Regions from separate parts of the Homo sapiens genome. Here region 1 is linked to region 2. Evidence: chromatin loops called from intact Hi-C (ENCODE). Cell type or tissue: IMR-90. All regions are shown on one strand. Each heading gives the region's core, and the rest is flanking DNA. Links, peaks and the distances in the headings are about the cores only.

Evidence for each region. A loop is a pair of places that touch in the nucleus more often than their neighbours do. Peaks named below come from ENCODE experiments on the same cell type or tissue, not always from the same donor. Only the 100,000 strongest peaks of a DNase experiment are listed, where the experiment ranks them.
Region 1: a loop joins it to region 2, with 11 times the contacts of the local background. A loop is called at or near these places in 30 of 110 quality-filtered maps.

What each region holds. Positions count from the first base shown.
Region 1 is chr7:35,912,029-35,922,388 of GRCh38, forward strand. It overlaps a transcript of SEPTIN7 not described here. Among named protein-coding and RNA genes, the nearest start is that of SEPTIN7, 120 kb to the left of the region's middle. In IMR-90, for the core only: a CTCF peak has its summit at 5,136 (motif pointing right); no DNase peak of the experiment used is centred there.
Region 2 is chr7:36,313,992-36,324,351 of GRCh38, forward strand. MATCAP2 (microtubule associated tyrosine carboxypeptidase 2) reads right to left here. Exons shown (of 7, transcript NM_001199706.2): 7 at 10,161-10,360. Among named protein-coding and RNA genes, the nearest start is that of MATCAP2, 48 kb to the right of the region's middle. In IMR-90, for the core only: a CTCF peak has its summit at 5,235 (motif pointing left); no DNase peak of the experiment used is centred there; H3K27me3 peaks cover 161 bases.

The DNA of each region.
Region 1 (10,360 bases), core at 1,546-9,545, 400 kb before region 2:
ATGTGGATCCTGACTCCTGAGAGAAGTAGCTCACCGTGACAAAGCTGTCTTTGCTTTTATCGATTTGCAAATCAAAGAAGGGGGACATATTGGGAGCAGGCCTCCCAAAATCTGGCCATAAACTGGCCACAAAACTGGCCATAAACAAAATCTCTGCAGCACTGTGACATGCTCATGATGGCCATAACGCCCACGCTGGAAGGTTGTGGGTTTACCGGAATGAAGGCAAGGAACACCTGGCCTGCCCAGGGCAGAAAACCACTTAAAGGCATTCTTAAACCACAAACAATAGCATGAGCGATCTGTGCCTAAAGGGCATGTTCCTGCTGCAGATAACTAGCCAGACCCACCCCTTTATTTCTGGCCATCTCTTCATTTCCCATAAGGGATACTTTTAGTTAATTGAATATCTATAGAAACAATGCTAATGACTGGCTTGCTGTTAATAAATATGTGGGTAAATCTCTGTTCGGGGCTCTCAGCTCTGAAGGCTGTGAGACCCCTGATTTCCCACTTTACACCTCTATATTTCTGTGTGTGTGTCTTTAATTCCTCTAGCACCACTGGGTTAGAGTCTCCCCGACTGAGCTGGTCTCGGCACTTCTCTTTGCCTTGAAAGCAGGTACAGCGGACCTTCCTGGCATCAGAAAAAGGCCTCCAGAAAAAGAGACACAGGTACTAGCAATTGCAAATTATCCAGAGCCCTTCTAAGTTGTAAGATCTGAAGGAAATGTCTGCCATCTATATTCTCAGCCACACTTAGTTTCTTAATCTGCAAGATGGAATTAATAATAGTACTTACTTTATGACGCTGTTGCAGAAATTCATTGAATTGCTACACGCCAAACACTGAGAACCCAGCTGGGCATATAATAAGCATTCTATTGCATGGCATTATTGCCATCATTTTTACTTCTATTACTGCTACTGCTTGTAACTGCTTGTGCTTTTTTGATATGAAAGTCCACCATCAGGGAGCACTGTAGTGGAAAAGGTATTAGGCCAGGCATAGCCTTTAGTTCTCTGGCCTTGGGTCCTTCATCTGTGATATTCAGTTAACAATACCTAGCCAGTAGGGGTGTTAAAGATTAAATAAATGTGAGAATGTGCCTGTTGCTTAATCTTCCTCAGAGGGTTATGGACTCTCAGAGCCACAAGAAGGTCATCTCTCCTTTGCTCCTCGTATGCTGGGATCTGCCACATCAATGGCAACAGGTGGGCCTCCAGAATTTGCTCCAGGTGTTTGGAAGTCCTGACACCCTCCTGATCTTCTCTGTAACATGCACACTTTGGCCTGTGTCAGTTTGCTGGAACCACATCAGGCCGGCCCTCTTCCTGGGACAAAATTCTTTCTTTTTATCTTTCTTTCTTTCTTTCTCTTTCTTTCTTTCTTTTTCTCTCTCTTTCTTTCTTTCTCTTTCTCTCTTTCTTTCATCTTTCTTTCTTCCCCTTCCTTCCCTTCCTTCCTTCCTTCCCTTCATTCCTTCCTTCCTTCTTTCTTTCCTTCCTTCCTTCTTTCCTTCCTTCCTTCCTTCTTTCTTTCCTTCCTTCCTTCTTTCCTTCCTTCCTTCCTTCTTTCCTTCCTTTCTCTCAACTCCAGTGTCCTGGCTGAAGTGCAGTGCACTGAACATTGCTCACTGCAGCCTTCACCTCTTCAGCTCAAGCGATCCTCCAACCTCAGCCTCCCAGTAGCTGGGACTACAGATGCATGCCACCATGCCTAACTAATTTTTGTATTTTTTGTAGTAACAGGATTTCACCACATTGCCTAGTCCAGTCTCAAACTCCTGGCCTAAAGTGAGCCTTACACCTTGGCCTCCCAGAGTGCTGGGATTACAGGCATGAGCCACTGCACCTGCCCAGGAACAGAATATTGACCGCCATTTTAAAAGAATTCAAGAAGTTTGCTTGAATTCACGATCAAGCAGCTCACCAGCTGGGAATAATATAATGCCAATTTTTAGAGTAATGGCTAAATAAATCAGGATATAGCCATAGAACAGAATACTATGTAGAAAGCGAGAATGAAGTATTCCTTTATTTCTTCTTAAGGAAATACGTCTAAGCATAACATTGAGAAAGAATGAGGTATTCCTTTATTTCCTATTAAAGAAAGAACTCTAATCATAACTTTGAGTGATAAAAGCAGGTCATATGCTATAATAACATTTAAATAATGCACACAAAATATAGCATATTTTAATTATATAGGAATGTTTATATGCATTCCATATTGTGACAGTTAATTTTAAATATCTCATGGCTAGGCCATGGCTGAATACTATCTTAGATGTTTTTGTAAAGGTATTATTTAGGTAAGATTAACATTTAGATCAGTGTACTTTGAATAAAACAGATTACTCTCCATAGTGGGATGGGCCTCACTTAATCAGTTGAAGGCCTTAAAAGAAATAAGGCTGACCTCCCCCAAGGAAGAAGGAATTATGCCTCCGGGCTTTCTTTGGACTCAGGGTGCAACATCACTTCTTCCCTGGGTCTCCACACTGATGGCTGGAGTTACCCTGCCTGCATATTTTGGACTTGCCAGCTTCCACAATTGTGTGACCCAATTCCTTACAATAAATCTCTCTCTCTTCTCTCTTTCTGTCCCTCTCTCTCTCTCTCTCTCTCTATATATATATATACACACACACACATAAATATATATAGATTATGTACACATATGTATATATACATAAACCTATGTATACATACCTATTCCTTACCAATTCCTTACAATAAATCTCTATTCTCTCTCTTTCATTCTCTCTCTATATATGCATACAAGTATATAGATATGTACGTGTGTGTATATATACATAAATATATGTATACATAGATATGTGTACATAGATATGTATGTGCACGTAGATATGTGTATATAGATATGTATTTGCACATATGTATATGCACACGTATCCATGCATACCTACATATATTTATGTACACATATGCATGCGTGTGTACACATATAATGTATGTGTACATATATGTATACATGCACGTACATATATGTATATATGTATATATACACAGATGCATGCATGTACATATATGTATATATGCGTATGTACACAGGTGCATGTATACATGTGTATATATACATGCATATACACATGTATACATGTGTACATATATATACACACATATACATATATGAAATAAAGGGGTGGGTCTGGCTAGTTATCTGCAGCAGGAACATGCCCTTAAGGCACAGATCGCTCATACACATATATATATATACACACACACATGCAAATGTTCACCCATGCACCTGCTCATACACACACACTTCTGGAATTGGGTAGGGAAGGAAGGACAGTAGGGACCAGGGACATTTTAGACTTATCTGAATTGTTTTCATTTTTTAACAAAGAAAACTTACGCAAGCATTAATTTTGCAATTAAAAGGCATTCAAACATTTTGCTGCAGGCACTGACCAATATCCCCTGTGAAATATCACTAATGTCATGTTACTTACCTCTGTTAATGTTACGAAATTACACTATTTCTGTTTTCTGCTTTCCTAGTTTCCTGTTGCACCGTTTTTCATCTCTGCATGGTTCCACTGTCATCTAGCTTTTTGAAAAACTCATTTTGTTTGCTCTCCTTCCAGGTCCTGGCTTCCTGTCCTGGCCATCCAATCATATCCACCGCAAACAGGCCTTGTTCCTCTGTCACTGCAGGCCAGCTCTGAACCGTCTCTTTTCTTCCACTGACATAGAAAGATGAGATGTGTCAGCACCCTTGCAAACATGAAAGCCTAGCCAGTGAAGTGCTGAGTGCTGGAAGCTTTGCCTGGGGCATGAACAGGTAGAGAAACTGCAGATTCTGTGTCAGATGAAGTGACTCAAAGGGACAGAATGGCCATCTTTGGACAGTTTAAGAGCTTTTATAAGGAAGAGGAATCAGAACTCACTTCATGTGGTGCATGGTGCCAAATCAACAAGATAAGTGTTCCCAGGAAGCAGATTTCAGCCCATCTCAGCTCACTTCAACCTCTGCCTCCCGGGTTCAAGTGATTCTCCCACCTCAGCCTCCCGAGTAGCTGGGATTACAGGTATGTGCCACCATACCCAGCTAATTTTTGTATTTTTAGTAGAAACGGGGTTTCACCACATTGCCCAGGCTGATTTTGAACTCCTGAGCTCAAGGGATCCACCCACCTCGGCCTCCCAAAGTGTTGGGATTACAGGCTTGAGCCACAGCGCCTGACCTATATGCGTATTTTATGTCCAAATTAAAAAGGACTATAAATAAATATGAGAGTCTTGTTATGTGTGCTGAAGTGTTTAGGGGTGAAATGTACTAATGCTGCAATTCATTTTGAAATGCCTCCAAATAGGATGGTTTGAGGGATGGATAGTTGAATAGATTATATGATAAACTGAGCATAATGAAATGATAATTGTAGACTTCAGGGGTGGGTATGGATGTTCACTGCAAAATTCTTTCAACTTTTCATTAAGTTTGAACATTTCTTAAGAGTGTTAATTCATTTATTTTTTAGAGACAGGGTCTTGCTCTGTTTCCCCGGCAGGAGTGCAATGATGTGATCCTAGCTCACTGCAGCCTCAACTCCTGGGCTCAAGGGATGCTCCCTTCTCAGCCTCCCAAGAAGCTGAAACTACGAGTGCGCTCCACTGCATTTGGCTAATTACCCAGGCTGGTCTCAAACTCTTGTCCTCAAGTGATCCTCCCACCTTGGCCTCCCAAATTGTTAGGATTACAGGTGTAAGCCCCACACCCCAAACGTTTTTATAATAAAACACTGAAGGGAAATTCTGATGCTGAGACCCTGCACTTACATCTGTTAATGAGATCTTTCCTCAATTAAATATGCTGCCATTGGAAATTGGTACATTTCTTCGTCAAGGGCAACAGTTTGTCAAGGGCAACATACACATATTCCTGGGAGAAGTGACACTGTGGGAGATTGTTGAGCTTTTTTACCCCTAAAAATGAACTTATCGGGGAATACGTTCATGATCTCTCCACAGGTTCTAATAATGAGGGGAGACCTGGGTTCTGCACCTGGCCTTGTTGTCGTGGTTACTGTTGCTTTCAGGCAATGGCACCTGTTCTCCAGGTGTGAGTCTGGACTTGTACTTGCTTTAGCCATATATGGCCACCAGAGGGCGCAGTTACCCCACAGTTGCCTGGAGCATCCACACCCCTCAAACTCACAGCTTGAAATGTCACCTGCAGCCGTCTGAGGTCATCCACGGTTATTTTCTTTTTCTTTTCTTTTCTTTTCTTTTTCTTTCTTTCTTTCTTTCTTTCTTTCTTTCTTTCTTTCTTTCTTTCTCTCTTCCTTCTTTCTTTTTTCTTCCTTTCTTTTTCTTTCTTTCTTTTTCTTTCTTCTCTCTCTTTCTTCTTTCTTTCTTTTCTCTCTCTCTCTCACTCCCTTCCTTCTTTCCGTCTTTCCTTCTATCCTTCCTTCCTTCTCCCCTCCTTTCCCCTCCCCTCCTCTCCCCTTCCCGAAAGAGTTTCGCTCTTGTTGCCCAGGCTGGAGTGCTGTGGCACGCTCTCGGCTCACTGCAACCACTGCCTCCTGGGTTCAAGTGATTCTCCTGCCTCAGCCTCCCAGGTAGCTGGGATTACAGGTGCCCGCCATCATGCCCGGCTAATTTTTGTATTTTTAGTAGAGACGGGGCTTCCCCATGTTGGCCAGGCTAGTCTTGAACTCCTGACCTCAGGTGATCCACCCTCCTTAGCCTCCCAAAGTGCTGGGATGACAGGTGTAAGCCACTGTGGCTGGACATCCACGGCTATTTTCCTCATGCCTCACCTTCCCCTGTTGGTTCAGTGACCCTCAAAGGACAGAGCCTCTGTGCCATGGGCCCTTCCCCTGGATCTGTGCATTGTCTAATATGACTGGACCCTCCTCCTCACCCCTCATCCTGCCCCAGCTCCTCTGATGACATCATCGGCTCTGGAACTGCCACTCAGCCTCTTGCAAGAGGGTCCCCTCCCTCCGACCCCACTGTCCCCTCAGGACCCCAATTCCGCTGGCACCATCTGGTGCAGGGAGTCTTTTTTTTCTCCTATACCCCACATACCGCAGAATCTAAAGTAGGGTCTATATCCTCCATGCTTCCTGTGGTTGCGTCCAAGACATTTCTCTTCCAAAGGCAGCAGAGTCACCTGCTGTCCCTCTCGGTGACTGCTGTCTGCTGGTCTTCTGCTTACACCTCCTCATCCACTGAGGACTTGGGCTCTCAGTTGACAGTGTTCTCCATCATTCTTGTCATGTCGTTAGAGGGATTGCTGCCTGGCAACCCCTCTACATTCCCCAGGAGGTTTGCAACAGTGATTTCATACAAGACGTTGGCGTCGTCACCCACGTGGACATGCCAGGCTACTCCCTGAGGGCGTCATCACCCACGTGGACAGGCCAGGCTACTCCCCGAGGGTGATGTCACCCACGTGGACAGGGCAGGCTACTCCCTGTCTCTCTGGGCACCAGGACTGCTGCAGCTCCAGTGACCTTTTCCAGTGTGCCTCTCAGCCACCTCTCCCTGCCTGCGGTCACACCTGGGACCCTCCATCACCCAGAAAGGAGACTTCAGACAGCTCCCCACTGACCTCTCTCGTTCCAGAACTCTCCACTTGGCCTCATCACCTCACTGTCACTCTCTCTGTGTCCACTGCCTTCCTTAATCATCGTTCATAATTAAAATCAACTCCTGCAGGGCGAGGTGATTCACGCCTGTAATCCCAGCACTTTGGGAGGCCGAAGCGGATGGATCACTTGAGGTCAGGTGTTTGAGACCAGCCTGGCCAACATGGCGAAACACCCGTCTCTACTGAAAATACAAAAATTAGCCAGGTGTGGCGGTGGGCACCTGTAATCCCAGCTACTGGGAAGGCTGACGCAGGAGAATCACTTGAATCCGGGAGGTAGAGGTTGCAGTGAGCTGAGATCACACACCACTGCACTCCAGCCTGGGTGACAGAGGGAGACTCCTTCTCAAAAAAAATAAATAAGTAAACTCCTTTTTCTCTCTCTCTCCTGACATTGTTCCCCTCAACAAGGGTGACATGAACGGGCTAGATGTCTTGCGTCTGCACCTGACAGCCAAGCATCACTGGGAAAGCACACACTCAGCTGAACTTTTACTTTATTTATTCATCTATTTATTCATTTGTTTATTTATTTTAGAGACAGCTTCTCACTCTGTCACACAGGCTGGAGTGCAGTGGTGTGATCAGAGCTCGCTGGAGCCTCCACCTCCTGGGCTCAAGCGATCCTCCCACCTCAGCCTCCCTGGGAGCTGGAATCATAGACGTGCACCACACCACGCCCAGCTGATTTTCTAATTTTCTGTAGAGATGAGGTCTCATCATGTTGCCCAGGCTGCTGTTGAACTCCTGGCCTCAAGCAATCCTCCTCACCTCAACCCCTCAATGTGCCGGGATTACAGGTGTGAGCCACCATGTCTGGCTGTACTGCCCAGGCTGGAGTGCAGTGGAGCGATCTCGGCTCACTGCAATCTCTGCCTCCTGGGTTCAAGCGATTCTCCCACCTCAGCCTTCTGAGTAGCTGGGATTACAGGTGCCCACAACCATGCATGGCTAGCTTTTATATTTTAAGTAGAGATGGGGTTTCACCATGTTGGTCAGGCTGGTCTCAAATTCCTGGCCTCAGGTGATCCACCTACCTCGGCCTCTCAAAGTGCTGGGATTACAGGAGTAAGCCACTGAGCTCGGCCTGGCCAGACTTTCACTTTAAATTCACAGACTTCAAGTAGGCTGCCTGGCAACCGCTTTATATTCCCCCAGGAGGTTTGCAACGGTGATTTCATACTTCCTCTCTCTCTCCTCAAACCTCCTGTGCTTCCTTCCCTCCCTCTCTTCTGCTCAGCTGAAGCTCACTTCTCTAACGTTATTAGAAGCCATCAGAGTGAATATTCTTTTTTTTTCTCTCTCTCTTTTTTGAGACAAAGTCTTGCTCTGTCGCCCAGGCTGGAGTGCAGTGGTGCAATCTCACTCCAAGCTCCGCCTCCTGGGTTCACGCCATTCTCCTGCCTCAGCCTCCCTAGTAGCTGGAACTACAGGCGCCCGCCACCACGCCCGGCTAATTTTTTGTATTTTTAGTAGAGACGTGGTTTCACTGTGCTAGCCAGGATGGTCTCAATCTCCTGACCTCGTGATCCGCCCACCTTGGCCTCCCAAAGTGCTGGGATTACACGCGTGGACTGTGACCGGCCCAGAGTGAATATTCTTATCTTCCCACCACCCACCGACTGTGTCTCTGTTCCTTCCACTGTCACTGTGTAATAATTGCCCTTCTGGGGCTGGGCATGGTGGCTCATGCCTGTAATCCCAGCACTTTGGGAGGCTGAGGTGGGAGGACTGCTTGAGGCCAAGAGCTTGAGACCAGCCTGGGCAACATAGTGAGACTCTATCTCTACAAAAAGTTTAAAAATTAGCAAGGGTCTGGGTGCGGTGGGTCCCGCCTGTAATCCTAGCACTTTGGGAGGCTGAGGCGGGCGGATCACCTGAGGTCAGGCGTTCAAAACCAGCCTGGCCAACATGGTGAAACCCTGTCTCTACAAAAATACAAAAATTAGCAGGGCCTGGTGGCATGTGCCTGTAATTCCAGCTACTTGGGAGGCTGAGGCAAAAGGATCACTTGAACTCGGGAGGCGGAGGTTGCAGTGGACCGAGATCGTGCCATTGCACTCCAGCGTGGGTGACAGAGCAAGACTGCATCTCAAAAAATTAAAAAAAATAAAAATAAAAGTTAGCAAGGCATGGTGGTGTGCACCTGTGGTCCCAGCTACTCAGGAGGAGCTGGGAGGATCTCTTGAGCCCAGAAGTTCAAGGCTGCAGTGAGCTGTGATTGGGTCACTGCACACCAGCCTGGGCGATGGAGTGAGACCTTATCTCTTAAAAAAAAAAAAAAAGAATTGTCCTTTTGATTGATGAAGCCGCGGACCACCCTGAGCTGTGCTTCCTATTCCTTCTGGCTTTCCCAAGCTTTTCTTGTCCACCGGAAGCTTTCACTAGAAGGTAGAGGACTGGCTCTGTAGTTGGGAACTACAGTTGGGAACATTCAAGAATATTCTATTAACATATTTACATTTTTTAAATATTTGGTTTTAAGAATATCAGCCCCCTTGGCCCGGCACAGTGGCTCACGCCTGTAATCCCAGCACTTTGGGAGACTGCGGTGGGCCGATCACCTGAGGTCAGGAGTTCAACGTCAGCCTGACGAACATGGTGAAACCCTGAATCTACTAAAAAAATACAAAAATTAGCCAGGTGTGGTGGTGGGTGCCTGTAATCCCAGCTACTCGAGAGGCTGAGGCAGGAGAATTGCTTGAACCCGGGTGGCAGAGGTTGCAGTGAGCCGAGAGCAAGCCACTGCACTCCAGCCAGAGCAACAGAGTGAGATGCTATCTCCAAAAAAAAAAAAAAAAAAAAGAATATTACTATCAGTCACTCCTTGATATAACTGGAGATCTGAGATAACATAACAGCTGTGGCACCGCTATGAACCAGAGAGAGGACAGGAGGCTTCCCCAAGGGCAGCTGTAGTTCAGTAATCCGTTAACAAAAGTCTCCCTTCTAAAGTCTCCACCATTTTTTTTAAGACAGAGTCTCACTCTGTCACCCAGGCTGAAAATGCAGTGGCACGATCTCAGCTCACTACAGCCTCTGCCTCCCAGCTTCAAGTGATTCTCCTGCCTCAGCCTCCCAAGTAGCTGGGACTAAAGGCATGTGCCATCACGCCCAGCTGATTTTTGTTTTTTTTTTTTTTTTTTTAGCAGAGTTGGGGTTTCACCATGTTGGCCAGGCTGGTCTCAAACTCCTGACCTCAGGTGATCCTCCCACCTCGGCCTCCCAAAGTCCTGGGATTACAGGTGTGAGCCACCGTGCCCGGCCTAATTTTTGTATTTTTAATACAGATGGGGTTTCACCATGTTGGTCAGGCTGATCTTGAACTCCTGACCTCGAGATCCACCCGTATCGGCCTCCCAAAGTGCTGGGATTGCAAGCGTGAGCCACCACGCCAGGCCTTATATGTGTTTTTCTAAATGCACTTAGAAATCAATGGGTAGGGCTTGGCTGCTTTAGGAAACCGTTCCAGAACTCTACTCTGCCCATAGACCCAGAAAAACACAAATGAGGACAAATAAGGAAAGCTTAGGTTTTCCCTGGAGAAAGAGGAAAGGTAGAAACAGACAGGACCAGACGACCGGCCAGACAAGACCACGTGTAAGTGCCAAAAGAACCACACAGGCCACGCCTTTAATTCCAGCACTTTGGGAGGCCAAGGTAGAAAATCACTTGAGGCCAGGAGCTTGAGGACAGTTTGAGAACAGCTTGGGCAACATAGCAAGACCCCAT
Region 2 (10,360 bases), core at 691-8,690:
GGAGTAGAGTGAGCCCTTCATCCTATATGACTTAGTATTCATATAAGAAGAAGAAAAAACAGAAACAAACAGGGAGAGGGCCAAGTGGCCACGGAGGCAGAGATTACAGTGATGGAGCTGCAAGCCAAGGAACACTGCGGAGCAGCGTCCGAGGCTGGAAGAGGAGAGGCAGGGTCCTCCCTGCAGGCTTCAGAGGGAGTGGCCTCGCTCATACCTTGATTTTGGACTCCCTGACTCCAGTACCATGGGTGAATAAATTTCTCTAGTTGTAAGCCTCTCAATTGATGGTAATTTGTTATGACACCCCTAGGAGACTAATAGATGATCATGTCTGTATCCCCAGAACCTGGCACATCATGGCATTGGAGAAGCAAATGAATGAATGAAGTTCAGAGAGGGAATGCAGGAGAACTACTCAGCCCCACAAAGTCAGGTGGAATGTGGCTCTGCCCGCCTCCCCAAAGAAGGCTCTGTAGCCAAGAGCAGCAACAAATAGGCTGAGGGAGACCTGGGATGGTGCCGGTCTCCACCAGCTCACCTCCCTTGGTCTTGTCACCCAGGGCAGATCCTGATGTGGGGAGGGAGAGAGCAGAGAGCAGAGAAACCCTGGGGTTACCAGTGAAGCTTGTCTCTCACCTCAAGGGTGTCCTCTCCCTTCCTTGCTTTCTTCCACCACCACTACCCCATCCTCTCTGCAGTATCTCTGCGTCTGAGCATCAGAGCTAGGGTGACATTTACCCACCCTTTGGGAGTGGGTCCCTGGAAAGGTGCCAGGTGGAGCTGGAGGTTGAAGCAAGTTTCAGGGCATTGACAGGAAGAGAGTGAGGGAAGCCCTGGGTAGCACTAAGAGCATGGCTATAATGGGTGTTATGAGCCCAAACTCCTGTTCAGATCCTTTCCGGAAATTACTATTGGTGTGACTTTGGGAAAGTCACTCGACCCCTCTGAGCCTCTCAGTTTCTTTACCTGAAAAATGGAGGTATGTCTACTACCTTTAATATTGTCATAAAGATTAAATGAAATATATTTGGCATGAAATCGTCACCACCATCATTATCTTCAGTGGTGGCCAAGTGTCTCTAGGGAAGACAGGAGTGCAATGTGGATGGAAAGGTTTGGGGAGTTCCCAGACCACCCAAATCTGTGAGCAGGATGGCACTGAGAAATGCAGAACATGCCCTGGGGATGGGGGCAATTTTCTACAGTCTGGAGGATGTCTTTCAATCCTGGCTTCTGTGCAGAGCTGAGCAGTGTCCAGGGGTGGACGGTCCCCAGCCAAGCATGAGGAGGCCCCTTTGTGGGAGCCAACACCATACAGGGGGACAAGTTCAGATGTCAGGGCCCCATCAGAAGTGGGGGGCACAGAGTTTAAACCACCACTGAAAATAGGCAAGGGGACCCTTGTTGGAAGGAGTTTGCTGGGCATGAGAGAGGCCACCAGTGAGAGTAGGGGCAACCCTGACCTTCAGGGTCAAACCACATAAGGCAGGATTGCCCTGCAGCTTTTGGTTTTGGTGTCTGGCCAATTGCCAGTAGTCAGTGATGGAAGATGCCATTTCCCAAGTACTCTGCTGACTTCTATTGCGACAAATTATTTAATTAAATTATTATTGTTGGGAGGGCATTAGGGACTCGAGTTTTACTGAGCTAAGGAGTGAGTGCAGTGGGTGGGGGATAATGAAAGAAGTCAGATTGGAAGGAGGGTCACGGAAAACAAACGTCCTTGACAAAGGTGGGCGGGGCTCATGCAAATGAGACAGTCTAGGGAGCATTTCCTGCTACTTCCTGCTTTCTGGAAACTGCTTAGAAGGCTGAGTAGCTGAGGTTGACCTGAGAGCTTGGTTTTGCCCCAGAAACACACAGACAGCAGAAAGGAGACGGCAGAGGTTCAGGGGTAGCCAGGCCACCGGGCCACTGCAGGCCAGGAGTGCAGGCGCAGCCTGCGATAGCAAGGATAAGCTTCAAAGGCAAAGGTGAGGCCCTGTCCTAGGCACCCTGGGGCCTTGCTCTTGCTTCCCAGGGGTGTCTCCTGCTTCTGCCTTTATCCCTCCAGGAAGGTAGGGATGGAGGGAGGCACCCTCTTTTTCTCAAATCTGTGTGCCTGGGTGGCCAGGCTGGGCTTGGTAATGTGGAAAACTTGGGTCTGCAAGGGCAGTGAAGTTCGAAGGCCTGCTAAAGAGAGCAGCAGGAAAAGAGATGGTTCACCGACTCCCTCCTTCCAGGTGGCCTGGGGACGAGGAAGAAGGGAGAGAGATAAAAGGCCATGGAAGGGATTTCTCACCTGCTTCTGTTTTCCTGAGCTCTGGGGTCAAACCACATAAGGCAGGCTTCGCTTGGTGCTTTTGGTTCTGGGAGTGCCTAATATAGTGTCTGCTTAGCCGGCCGAATTCCGATCCACAGTCAGTGATGGAGGACGCAGTGTCTTGCTGACTTTCATCATGATGAATTATTTACTTAAAGGATCAATGCTCAGGGTGAGGCGCACTAAGGAGGACTCCAGTGATGAGGAGTGAGTGCGATTGGCTGGGGTTGTGGCTGCACCAGCATCAGCTACTTTGGACACAGCCAGAGAAGAGTGACAGGCTCCAGCCCCAGGCCTGCTGTGTATTGTGTGGTAGTCTCTTTGCTCTGAGTTCTGAGATACCTGGAAGTGGCATTTTAAAATAGAAATTCCAGAGATGGCTTTACCTCTTGGCAAATGGGCACCATACCTGTTCTATGCATGAAGGGTTCCTATGAATTTTCTGGACTATAAATCTCCCCCATTCTCTGGACTCTAAAAGCCCAAGGACAGAATCAGGAACACAAGGACTAGGCCGTCGATACCACCAGACTTGCTGAGTGATGGGGGGCAATTCCCCAGGCCTCCAGTTTCCTTCATGATATCCAGCAAGGAGAATTTTTCCCGGGGCAGTGGTCCTCACACGTAGATACCTGGAAGAATCACCCGTGGGACTTCCTGACCTGTGGATTCCTAAGCCCTAACCCAGAGTCTGATGAAGAAACATTGACTAGGCCTGGCCTGTGGCCCAGTTGAATTGGTGGCCATGCTCTGAGGCTCATACTTTGAGAAATACTGATGTGGAGGGAGTTGGTTAAAACAGGGTGCTGCCGTGTGTGTGTGTGTGTGTTACATATTTTCTTTACAGAAATGAGGTCTCGCTATCTTGCCTAGGCTGTCCTCAAACTCCTAGGCTCAAGCGATCCTCCCACCTCAGCCTCCCAAGTAGCTGGGAACGTACCGTCATGCCCAGTTTGAGCCTACCATAAATAATACTAAAGACGATATAGACGGGGCTGACTAAAATGTCAAGAACTGTGGTGGTTTATTTACTTGGAATTTTGGTGTGGCTTTCAATGGCTAGGTAAGGGATTCTTTCAGTAGCAAGGATGATAGCTACCTGGCCCTATGTCAGAGATCAGCCAGGCAGCTGAAAAAGTTTAGGATTGAAGCTGACAGACAGATAACAGCAGGGGAACTATTGTTACTGTGGCTATTTTATTAAAAGTCTTAAGTCCTTGGCTTCACTTTCCTAATGGAGCTGGCAGTGAGGATTTTTTCACTAATCTAATTACCAAACAAGACTGATGTTGGGTAAATCCTTACTATTTACAGAACTGGTAAGCAACTGCAGCTCTAGGAATTTCTCTGAAGTTTTCTTCTGAATTTTTCTGAACAGCATTGATCATCATTTACTTATCTAAGAAGACCAAATTGCAGAGAAGTTGGAAATCAGATCTTTTCATTCTTATCTCCTAGAGGGGTCTCATAGGTCTCCTGGCAAGAAGCAGTCAGACTCTGAGTGGTTTTGGCATTGAGGTTCTTGGGTGGAAGATGTGCTGCCAGCTAGGAGCAGTGAAAGCATAAGAGGATGAAAACTTCTAGGAGCCAGCCTCAGCCTCGGTCCCCACCATTGGCAGCTTCCAGATGGCTTCTGCAGGCTGTGGAGGCAAAGGCCTTCATTCTCATCCTCAACATTTAGTATGTTCATGTTCTTGTAGAATTGTCTCAGATAAAGCCACTCACATATCTAACTCCTAAAAACCTCAGAAGTTTGCCTAACAGCCCTCGGAAGGAACCTCAGTTTATAGGAGGTCTGTGTACCTGGAGGAGGGTGGGCTGGGATGAGAGGGAGTCAGACCTCTGCAATTTCCAGTATTTTATTTGAAGACAGTCCAGAGGCTTAAAGGGTCTGAAGGATGCATTATTACTGGGAATCCAGGGTCTGGTGAAAGCTAGAAAGCTGTTATCTAAGCAAAGGGGAGTTTAAGATTAGAAACTGAATTTCCCAGCCTTGCCTGTGCTCTAGAAACAATGGGGCTGGGTGCGGTGGCTCACTCCTGTAATCCGAGAACTTTGGGAGGTCGAGGCGGGCAGATCTCTCGAGGGCAGGAGTTCAATACCAGCCTGGCCAACATGGTAAAACCCAGTCTCTACTAAAAATAGAAGAATTAGCCGGGCGTGGTGGCACATGCTTGTAATCCCAGCTACTTGGGAGGCTGAGGTACAAAAATCGCTTGAACCCAAGAGGCAAAGGTTGCAGTGAGCCGAGATCACACCACTGCACTCCAGCCTGCGCGACAAAGCCAGCCTCCATCTCAAAACAAATAAACAAACCAACAAAAAGAAACAATGGGGACCTCAGTTTGTGGGACATTATTACTTGCTGAGCTGAGAAGCTTCTCTTGGCCAGAGGATCTAGTGACTTTCCCAAATACCTCCTTTCTCCCATTTCTCTAACAGGGAAAAAAGCTGGATTCACTGAGAAGTGTCTAAAGCAGTTGTGCTGTTGAGATAAAGCAGGATCTGAATTTCGAATTGCTCATCTCTCACACAGATATTACTTCAAATGGACACAATGAAATATTACTCAAAATATTTCTCGACTGAAAACTGGAAATATACAGAATATGTATATTGTTTTTAAGGCCAAATCATCTCAAGGAATTTTATGACAGATTTGTCAGTGTGAAATTTACATTGGATGGAGGAGGAAACCTTTTAGAATAGGCCTACAGGAGACTTCGGTAACTCCCTTTCTTGGGTTCTTTAAAATATATACATCTTTCCTACAACACTTACACTTGCTTGAAATCAGAGTTTAGGTTAGGATTTAGCTGCAAGTGTCAACTTGCAAGATTAAACATTTTAGGGGACCTCCAGTCAAAGATAAACTGCTGGAAGGGAGAAGAGCGGGAGAAGGGAAAAATAAAAGAGCCAGTGCTCCCTCTAGTGGGGAATTGTGGAGAAGCATGCAGAGATTCTTGGTGCCCTTGATGCTCAAAAGCTGGAGGATGTTCTCTGCTTGCTAATTTTTGTTTTTTCTTTTATTTTCTTTTTTTTTTTTTTTGAGACAGAGTCTCACTCTGTTGCCCAGGCTGGAGTGCAGTGGTGGGCAATCTCAGCTCACTGCAACCTCAGCCTCTTGGGTTCAAGCGATTCTCCTCCTGCCTTAACCTTCCGAGTAGCTGGGATTATAGGCGCATGCCACCACCCGGCTAATTTTTGTATTTTTAGTAGAGACGGGGTTTCACCATATTGGCCAGGCTGGTCTTGAACTCCTGACCTCAAGTGATCCATCCACCTGCCTCGGCCTCCCAAAGTGCTAAGATTACAGGCGTGAACCACAGTGCCCAGCCTCTGCTTATTAAAGTCTAATTGCTGACTAGAACACTCCAACTGTCTCACCAAAGAGCAAATTAGAGCTCCAACACAAATGAGTGACAAAAAGAATTACTGTCTTCTTCCATTCAGGAGTGTCAGTTGATGTGTAGGACCATATTTTCATGAAGATGTAACAGTAATTAAGTAGGAAAGTACTCCTAATATAATAGAGGTATTTTTAAATGGCAAGAGAACAAAATATCTGGTTTATCTAAATGTGGATATTTACACCTTAGGTCATTACATATTAAGAATTTGAATCTATATGGTGACAGGATTTTTTCAGGTTTATCTCACCCCGATGTTGGGGGAAAAAAATCTCCAGAACTCTATAGTCTCTTGAAATGATTGTCCACTGAAGTTCCACGTATTCATAAAGTGCTCCCACAACTTGCTGACAAGCATAGGTATTTTACATCCTGCCATGAGTTTCAAGACATTAACTCCTTTAGCTATCAAAAATGGATAAAAACCACAGGTGACTGACAAGACTTTCACAAGTGCAGACAAAGGTTTGGATTCAAAGCCTGGTCATATGGTTTGGCTGTGTCCCCACCCAAATCTCATCTTGAATTCCCACATGTTGCAGGAGGGAATCAGTGGGAGGTAATTGAATCATGGGGGCAGGTCTTTCCCATGCTGTTCTCGTGACAGTGAATAAGTCTTATGAGATTTGATGGTTTCATAAGGGGGAGTTTCCCTGCACAAGCTCTCTTCTCTTGTCTGCTGCCATGTGAGACATGCCTTTCACCTTCTGCCATGACTGTGAGGCCTCCCCAGCCATGTAAAACTGTAAGTCCAATAAACCTCTTTCTTCTGTAAATTGCCCAGTCTCGGGTATGTCTTTATCAGCAATGTGAAAACTGACTAATATAGTAAATTGGTCCCAGCAGTGGGGTGCTGCTGAAAAGATACCCAAAAAATTGAAAGCGACTTTGGAAGTGGGTAATAGGCAGGGATTGGAACAGTTTGGAGGCTTCAGAAGAAGACAGGAAAATGTGGGAAAGTTTGGAACTCCCCAGAGACTTGTCGAATGGCTTTGACCAAAATGCTGATAATGATATGGACAATGAAATCCAGGTTGAGGTGGTCTCAGATGGAATTGAGGAACTTGTTGGGAACTGGAGCAAAGGTGACTCTTGTTATGTTTTAGCAAAGAGAGGGACAGGATTTTGCCCCTACCCTAGAGATTTGTGGAGCTTTGAACTTGAGAGAGATGATTTAGGGTATTTGCTGGAAGAAATTTCTAAGCAGCAAAGCATTGGAGAAGTGACTTGGGTTTTTTGGTTTTTTTGTTTTTTTAAGACAGAGTCTCACTCTGTCACCCAGGCTGCAGTGCAGTGGCATGATCTCAGCTCACTGCAACCTCTGCCTCCCAGGTTCAAGCGATTCTCCTGCCTCAGCCTTTGAAGTAGCTGGGATTACAGGCGTGCGCCACCATGCCCAGCTAATTTTTTGTATTTTTAGTAGAGACAGCATTTCACCATGTTGGCCAGGCTAGTGTCAAGCTCCTGACTTCAGGTGATCCACCTGCCTCAGCCTCCCAACATGCTGGAATTACAGGTGTGAGCCACCGCACCCAGACAGCATTCAGTTTTAAATGGGAAGCAGAGCATAAAAGTTTGGGAAGCTTGCAGCCTGACAATGTGATAGAAAAGAAAATCCCATTTTCTGAGGAGAAATTCAGGCTGGCTGCAGAAATTTGCGTAACGAGGAGCTGCATGTTAATCACCAAGACAATAGGGAAAATGTCTCCAGGACATGTCAGAGACCTTTGTGGCAGTCCCTCCCATAACAGGCCCTCAGGTTTAGGAGGAAAAAATGGTTTCATGGGCTGGGCCCAGGGTCCCTGTGCTGTATGCAGTCTAGGGACTTGATGCCCTGCATCTCAGCTGCTCCAGCGATGACTAAAAGGGGCCAAGGCACAGCTTGGGCTATTGCTTCAGATGGTGGAAGCCCCAAGCCTTGGCAGCTTCTATGTTGTGTGGATTCAAAGCCTGGTCATATGGTTTGGCTGTGTCCCCACCCAGATCTCATCTTGAATTCCCACATGTTCAAGAATTGAGGTTAGGGAACCTCTGCGTAGATTTCAGAGGATGTATGAAAATGCCTGGATGCCCAGGCAGAAGTTTGCTGCAGGGGCAGGTCCCTCATGGAGAACCTCTGCTAGGGCAGTGCAGAAGGCAAATGTGGGGTGGGAGCCTCAACAGAGTCCCTACCGGGTCACCACCTAGTGGAGCTGTAAGAAGAGGGCTACCGTCCTCCAGACTCCAGAATGGTAGATCCACCGATAGCTTGCACATGGAGAAGCCACAGACATTCAACGCCAGCTAGTGAAAGCAGCCAGATGGGGGACCGCAAAGCCACAGGGGTGAAACTACCCAAGGCCATGGGAGCCCATCTCGTGCATCAATGTGACCTCGGTGTGAGACATGGAGTCAAGGGAGACAATTTTGGAGATTTAAGATTTGACTGCCCACTAGATTTCAGACTTGCATGGGGCCTGTCACCCCTTTGTTTTGGCCAATTTCTCCCATTTGGAATGGCTGTATTTACCCAATGCCTGTATCTCCATTGCATCTAGGAAGTAACTAACTTGATTTTGATTTTACAGGCTCATAGGAGGAAGGGACTTGCCTTGTCTCGGATGAGACTTTGGACTGTGGACTTTTGAGTTAATGCTGAAATAAGACTTTGGGGGACTACTGGGAAGGCATGATTGGTTTTGAAATGTGAGGACATGCGATTTGGGAGAGGCCAGGGCGGAATGATATTGTTTGGATGGGTCTCCACCCAAATCTCATCTTGAATTCTCACGTGTTGTGGGAGGGACTTGGTGGGAGGTAATTGAATCATGGGGGCAGGTCTTTTCCATGCTGTTCTCGTGGTAGTGAATAAGTCTCACGAGATCTGATGGTTTTATAAGGGGGAGTTTCCCTGCACAAACTCTCTTCTCTTGTCTGCTGCCATGTGAGACGGGCTTTTCACCTTCACCTTTCACCACGGGCTTTTCACCTTCACCTTTCACCATGATTGTGAGGCCTCCCCAGCCACGTGGAACTGTAAGTACAATAAACTTCTTTCTTTTGGAAATTGCCCAGTCTCAGGTATGTCTTTATCAGCAGCATGAAAACTATTATACCTGGTTACTTGCCCCTGATGGGTGAGGGCACCACACTCTTCTCTCCATCCTGGCTTCATGCTCATCTTCTTAAAGATACAGTGTTGGCTCCCATGGGCATCTGCAGGAGGTCTCAGGGGATCTCCCACAGGCCTATGATGACCCAGGCAACTGCATTCCTGGTCTACTACTTCCCCTGGGAAGGTGCTTTTATTCCAAACATAAGCCTTGCAAAAAGCAGTAATAAAATCCTGTGCAAAAAGCAGTAATAAAATCCTGTGAACAATCACCATTTAGCAAATTATCTTCCCCTCTGCTTCAAACACACAGGCAGGCCCACTGACCAGAGTGTACATTTTTTCTGTAGCACTTTTTGGTCAAGGGAATGTGGCTGTGCCATAACCTTCTTCTGTGCTTCTTCTCTTCTCTTCTCTTATTCACCAGAGGATCTCTGGTAATCAGCACAGGTCCTGCTTGATACGTTCTGCATAAAAGTTTATTAAATGAACAGGATAGTACCTTAAGACAAAATTGTCCCTCTGAGGCCAGGCATGGTGGCCCATGCCTGTAATCCCAGCACTTTGGGAGGCAAAGGCAGGTGGATCACCTGAAATCAGGAGTTTGAGAGCAGCCTGGCCAACATGGTGAAACTAAAAATACAAAAAAATTAGCCAGGCACAGTGGCGGATGCCTGTAATCCTAGCTGCTTGGGAGGCTGAGGCAGAAGAATCACCTGAACCCAGGAGGTGGAGGTTGCAGTGAGCCGAGATCGCACCATTGCACTCCAGCTTGGACAACAAGAGTGAAACTCCGTCTCAAAAAAAGAAAAAAAATTGTCCCTCTGATATGGTTTGGCTGTGTCCCCACCCAAATCTCATCTTGAATTGTAGCTCCCAAGATTCCCACGTGTCATGGGAGGGACCTGGTGCGAGGTAATTACGTCATGGGGGCAAGTCTTTCCTATGCTGTTCTTATGACAGTGAATAAGTCTCATGAGATCTGATGGTTTTATAAAGGGGAGTTCCCCTGCACATGCTCTCTTGCCTGCCGCCATGTAAGACATCACTTTGCTCTTCCTTCATCTTCCACCATGATTGTGAGGCCTCTCCTGCCATGTGGAACTATGAGTCCATTAAACCTCTTTCCTTTATAAATTACCCAGTTTCGAGTATGTCTTTATTAGCAGCATGAGAATAGACTAATGCAACCTCTCTCCTTTTCCTTTCTCCATATGTCCCATGAGAGTATAAGCTAAAATAATTAGGGAAAAGGTGAAGTGTGGTAAATATAATATTTTTCTAAGAAGTAACGGCACTAGAAGACAAGCATGATTAATGTCCTTTTGACAATTATCACAAAATAAAAAACAAGAAACACCACAATACAAATATAATTGGGTTTTCAAAGAAACCAAGTTACATGCATACATAGCCACACACTTCATCTGAGAACCTTGGCACCGTTTCTTTTTATTATAGCTAGACACAAGATGCCCAAAGATATACAAAACAAACAATACAAATTTTAAACACTTTTACAAAGGTGACAATATAAAGAAATGAAGACTATGGATT